Linked DNA regions of Homo sapiens: region 2 is linked to region 1. The links are chromatin loops, found by intact Hi-C in ENCODE. Cell type or tissue: PC-3. All regions are shown on one strand. Each heading gives the region's core, and the rest is flanking DNA. Links, peaks and the distances in the headings are about the cores only.

Region 1 (2,928 bases), core at 199-2,698:
ATTAAATGAAAACTCACGCAGCAGCATTAGAAAATGAAGTGACTGTAGCCTGTGCTCTTTTTGAGGGGACCCTACAGAGCATCCAGCCCATCCTGCCAAAAGCATGGCAAGCTGAATTAACCCCGGATGGATAAGAGGCTGCTGCGTTACAGTGGTGGTTTTTCGTTTGCAAGCAAGTGGAATTGACTGTGTGTGTCTGTTCTTGAAACTGTTCCATTTCTAGCCCACCTCATTTTCACCTTCTCTTTGATTTACCACCACCACCACCTTGCTGTTCCCTGGAGCTTCCTGCTTTCCCTACCACTGTCTTTCAGCTGAAGCCAATGTGGAGAAAAAAATCAGTAACAAGGTTCTGGGTTAGGTACTTTCACATTTATAAGTTCATTACCACCTCTTTTTATAGAAAAGCAAACTGAAATTCAGAGTTGTTAATGATTTGACCTAAGATCACACAGCTAGTGAAGTATGAGAGTAGACTGATCTATCTCCAATGCCCATTCTCTTTCCATAAGAACAACTGTTTGTATTGCTCTCCTTGCATTCCCACTGCCTTCATTCATAAAACTTTTCTCATGGTCTCCAGGATCACACTGCACCCTCCCAGCACCATAACAGAGCTGACTCTGTCTAGACCTTCAGCCTAGCACTGTCCTACCTCTTCCTTGATTTTGTTATTTTTGGATAGGTTCTTGGCCCCTTCTAGTTGGCCAGGAGCTCTGTGAAGTCCTCACACGAGTAAGTAAAGCCAGAGGTTTTCCAAAGCAGTGAGAAAACTGCACGTTTTGAGATCGGCAGTTCATTCTACCCCCCTCATTTCATGGTTGTATCATTTCTATCATCCTCTAACAAAATAGCTATGAATAGTCACATCATGACATTGCCCTCCATTTCAAAAATTAAAATATTCTCACTCTGTGATTTTTTATTGGTTATACCTGTATTCAATCAAATATATTGATTATATCTTTTCTTGATAAATATAAAAACAATATGATAAAAACTTTTACATAATCCTAATAAGTTAGAAAATTTTTCCAGACTCTCATTTTTTTAGTATAAAGAAGGGCTTTACATTAATTATACTTATTCAAACTCTTGGATTTGAGGGTTTTCCAGAGGGTGAATGTGTTTAGGCACAGCTGCCACACTGTGCAACTCCATAGTGCACTATCTGCATTGAGCTCCAGGGGGAGCCATTGAGATTGTGATTGTGATGGTATCTTCCAAAGTGGAAGACAGTGAAGTGATAAGGTTTGAAAAGGTGGTTTGCGTGTCTGGCTGTAATTAGAATTATCAGGGGAGCTTTTAGGACTGAGTTTCACTCACGGCAATTAAGCCAAAATCTCTAGGTGGATCTAGGCATCAGTAACATTTCAAAACCGCTGGTGTAGAGCATGAGATCTTGGAGACGTGAAACCCAAAGTTGAATCCTAGTTTTGGAACTCTCCAAGCTTCATTTTCTTCATCTGTAATAAAATAAGGCTATGAATTGTTCTTACTTTATAGAACTGTAAATATAACCCTTAGCATTGTACTTCTAGTTAACATTTCAAGGTAATTAGTAATCACTACTGTTATTATTATGAAGAAACATATCACTACTGTTCTAATACCTCGATGTCTTTAAAAATAAAAAAGGATAATATACTACCAATTAAGCCACTTCTCAGAGATTCAAAGGGCATGTAAAATATAATTTATATTGGATGAGTCAGAAGATAATTCATTCAGTTGAACCTGTAGAAATCCTACTAAACTGCGAAAGTGGAGAATTCTACTAAAGATAGCACCTTCTACAATCTGACAATGAAAACCCTGCCATTGCACTTTTGCCTTTGGTTAATTTATATTTTCATTCTAACCACTCTGCACTTTGTCTAGTATATCAGTGTTACTTCAACTCTCTCTCAAACGCCAAGCATGAATTTATAGTGATTTGTTAATTACCCCTAGTGATTTCAGGTACTTCAAAGTTAACCTCCTAAGCAAACCCCTTCACAATTTAAGCCCAACCAATAGCAAGCCCTGTCAAATACATTTCATGAACATCTGGCAAGCATTAATCCTCTTCTCCATCTTCTCTCCAAGGCTAGGAACATCTCTTTTTTCGTACTCCTTTACCTGCTACTGATTCCTAATTAATCCTCATATGCTAAAAATAACTTCATAAAAAACAGATATTCACAAATCACTTCTGCTTTAAATTTCCTTTTACTGCCTTATTACCGACAGAATCAAGTCCAAAGTCCTTAGAGAATAAAAACCTTCAAGATCAGACTTTCATTAAACTTTTCAGAATCCTCCCTCCACCCACCGCTTCTTGATAAATGTCCTGATCTAACCACTCTGAATTCCACATGATCTCTGAATCTGCCAGTGTGTCTTTGCATACAGTCACCATTTTCTTTTCCTAGCTAACTGCTAATTATCTTTCAAAGCTGAAATCGTGTGTAATTTTGGGGGTGTTCTTTTATTACTCTTCTAAGCAGCATGTGTCTTTTCCTCTTCTGTGTTATTATGGCACTTACTGTGCTTTAATGAAATTGATCATTTATATCCTTCTCACTCAGTGGTCTGAAGGCTCCTTGAGAAGAGTCTAGGACTAACTTCGTGTTCTTAACTTTTACCTGACAGAAAGTCAAATGCATTTAGTTAAGGTTTATTTCATTAGAAATGAGACTTGCTGGACTGTGCTGAGGAACTAAAAATTCTAGTTGTAAAAAGAACTCAGAACAAAGATTAATAAATGAACTATTAGACACATGGATATTTCATTCAGTGTGGATTGGGAAAAATCCCTGTTGAAGCAGAAACATTCTACCCTCCCTTCTATAGCTCCACACGAGCTGGAAAAGCTGAGAAGCACCTAGAAATGATCTTGAGTTTACTGTGGAGCTAAAGGAAAGTGAAATTGTATACCGCTCAGCC
Region 2 (2,928 bases), core at 278-2,777, 210 kb before region 1:
AACTAAATAAGTAAAATAAAATAAAATGCATCCAGATTAAAAAACAGAAGAAATAAAATGCAGATCCATGTTCCATGTACAGGAAGCACAAGATTTCAATATTGACCCTTACCTCACACCACATTCTATAATTAATTTGCAATGGATCATATAGTACCTGTAAAACATTAAAAATTTTCTAGAAGGAAATATTTGCAGCCTTGTATAGGCAAAGATTTCTAAGGGCACCTAAGAACAAAACATAAAAGAAACTTCGATAAAATGATTATTATCAAAATTAAAATTTTTTCTCCTATAAAAGTCATATTAACAAGTCTGCAATAGAATGGGAAAACTATTATATATATAAAAATATATAAAGCGTTATATCCAGAACATATAAAGAACTCTTACAACTCAATAGGAAAAAGTCTAGTAACTCAAGAACGTTACTATGTCTCACTAGGTCAAGCTCCTCATGACCACAGATTTAAGGAAATGTATAGTTGCTTAAATGTTTATAAGTAAATGTGTTATAGTAATCATTCCACTAATTCTATCTCTTTGCATAAAATTCACAGTTTACAAACCAAATAAAGTAAATTAAAGTTAGTTTTGCAATAACTGAATTATAGAGGATTAAGAATTGTCATTTTTCATTTGGAAGGGAAACTTCAGAATTTAATTTTTTTTTTACATGTCATATATGTGTGCTAGAACAAAAGGAGATCTGGGAGGTGGGAGGTTCTTACTATTTCCATGACTGTGCGTAGGTTAAAATTTAAACCTTTTAATTAAGGCCATGTCTCCTAATGGGCCAGAATTTTACAAGTGTAACAGTTTAAGGGATTTTGAGACAATTTTGCTGAATCCCAAGTAAGTACTGGCTCCATGAGTTTTCCTTCCTGCTCCTGCCATCCTCGACACTACAGGTTTACTGACTCCCCCTTTTTAGGGGAAATATTAATGTACTAAGCCGCTGGTAATTTCAGTGAAATAATACCTTTTTCACAACATATAATTTGGTTAGGCTGATTGAAGTCTTGAAACGCACTGAGTGGCATATGTGCTAAAAGACCAGGGGATGATATGTAGATTGTGATCTCTAGGCAGCTTGCCTTGAATAGCAATGAAAGGAACAGTAATGAGATTCCACGGGTACCTTGATCTGGATCTTGTCTTTTAATGATAGGCCACATTGGTTCTTCTTACTACTTAGCTTAGCCAATGCTAATCCAGTTTGTGGAGACAGTGGGGACAGAACATTTCAGATCTTCGTATGGGCTCTATTCTCTTATTTGTAACATTCTGGGTGGGGGAATATAACATGTAACCACTGGAGGACAGCAGAGAGCCAGGAGCAGATGCAGTGGTGCCTTGCATGGACACATTTGGAGTAGCAGTTGATGCAGTAGTCTGTAGCCAGTTATCACACCCCTGAACCAGGCTCCAACTTAATTGGAGAAAAGAAAAATACTTAAGTGCTATCCATAAAAGAGACTTAGAATGTAGTCCTCTAGCGTATCACGTCATTGGTATAAAATTTTGGATACTAAATGGAACAAGTAATACATAGAAATGGAAATGGTAAATGCTTCAGAATCAAACAAGTATTAATCTATTTAACACGTGTGTGTGTGTGTTTGTGTGTGTGTCTGTGAGATTTTAAACACCACTGCATTCAGACTAGCCAACAAACATTTCTTGAGTGGCTGCTATAAACCATGTACTCAGCTGGAATTTGTAAATAAGAAGATATAATGAAGTTCAGAAAAAGTTTTGAACAGAGAACTGCCATTATAAAAGGAATGTTTAAGGCAAATTCTCAAGGATGTAGAGACATGGCCTATAAATAACTTTAGCCCTAATTTAGACAGGAGTAGTAGAATGTGAAGATGTTATCACAATGCCAGTATTTAACAGAAAATAGGAGAGGTAAAGATAGACAATGAGACCTAATTGGAAAGGATTAAATGAATTGGAAGGTAAAGTATGAGAAGCATATCAAAATCAATACCATAAAATGCATCTAAGACATAAGGAGAGTGAGGCTAGGAAAACAAACAAACTAAAATTTTAAAATTCTGGACTTATTTCTAATGTTATTGGAATAATTAAATACTATTCCAGAAAAATTGAATCAGTAAATTCAAGAGGGCAAAACAAGGGTATATCACTTTTTAAACTAAGAGTGGGAGGAAAGAGAATAAAAGTAAAAGCTGACAACTACGGTTTCACAAGTTTGAAATTGAAAGAAGAGAAATAAGATTGCAAAGGGGGTAACATTTTTAGAAGAGAAAGAGAAAATGTATGAAACTTAGATCCAATCATTGATATGTGTCAAATACTTCAAAAAGTAAATTTTAATTTGTTTTAGAAATAGCAATAGCTAAAACTAAAACCAAAACAGAAACACAAATCATTTTCTGTTTGAAGCCATAAACAACACATTGGAAACTTGTGATAAAAAATCATCCATATAGATTCATATTATAATGAAGATCTTCTAGTACTTTCAATATCTCACTGGACAGAATCCAAAATGAGCCTACATTAAACGGAGTTTTGGGCTGTTACGGTTTACAGTAACAAGAAGAATTTCACTTCCTAATTGTGTTTGGTGAGTTGGATGTAGCCCAAGTAAGAAATGTGTTGGTGGAGTGCCTGTGTTCATTTCATTAGGCTGCTAGGAGATGTTATAAAAATGACATATTACATTTATATACAAGTGTTTTTTCCACAGAGCTCTAAGCACTGTATCTTTCTCTGAAAGTTCTGCATACTTATTAACAAGTACAATACTCTTGAGGGGAGAAGGTTATAGATATTATTTCTCTTTTTTGCTGGCAAGGGTACAAAGAAGCAATGTAATGTGTTCACAGAGACAGAGACAAAGACACAGCAAGACAGTACTTGATTAGCTTAACCTGTATTTATGAGACATAATTA

The links. Hi-C counts contacts between places; a loop is a spot of excess contacts. Peaks named below come from ENCODE experiments on the same cell type or tissue, not always from the same donor. Only the 100,000 strongest peaks of a DNase experiment are listed, where the experiment ranks them.
Region 2: it touches region 1 in a loop (4-fold over the local background); 5 of 110 quality-filtered maps call a loop at or near these places.

What each region holds. Positions count from the first base shown.
Region 1 is chr2:40,553,148-40,556,075 of GRCh38, reverse strand. The region is part of intron 4 of LOC101929667 (a long non-coding RNA gene); the gene reads right to left. Among named protein-coding and RNA genes, the nearest start is that of SLC8A1, 100 kb to the right of the region's middle. In PC-3, for the core only: a CTCF peak has its summit at 1,194 (motif pointing right); a DNase peak (open chromatin) is centred at 1,185.
Region 2 is chr2:40,758,648-40,761,575 of GRCh38, reverse strand. The region is part of intron 3 of LINC01794 (long intergenic non-protein coding RNA 1794); the gene reads right to left. All of the region lies in intron 2 of LOC105374497 (a long non-coding RNA gene), which reads left to right. Among named protein-coding and RNA genes, the nearest start is that of LINC01794, 14 kb to the right of the region's middle. In PC-3, for the core only: a CTCF peak has its summit at 1,305; a DNase peak (open chromatin) is centred at 1,325.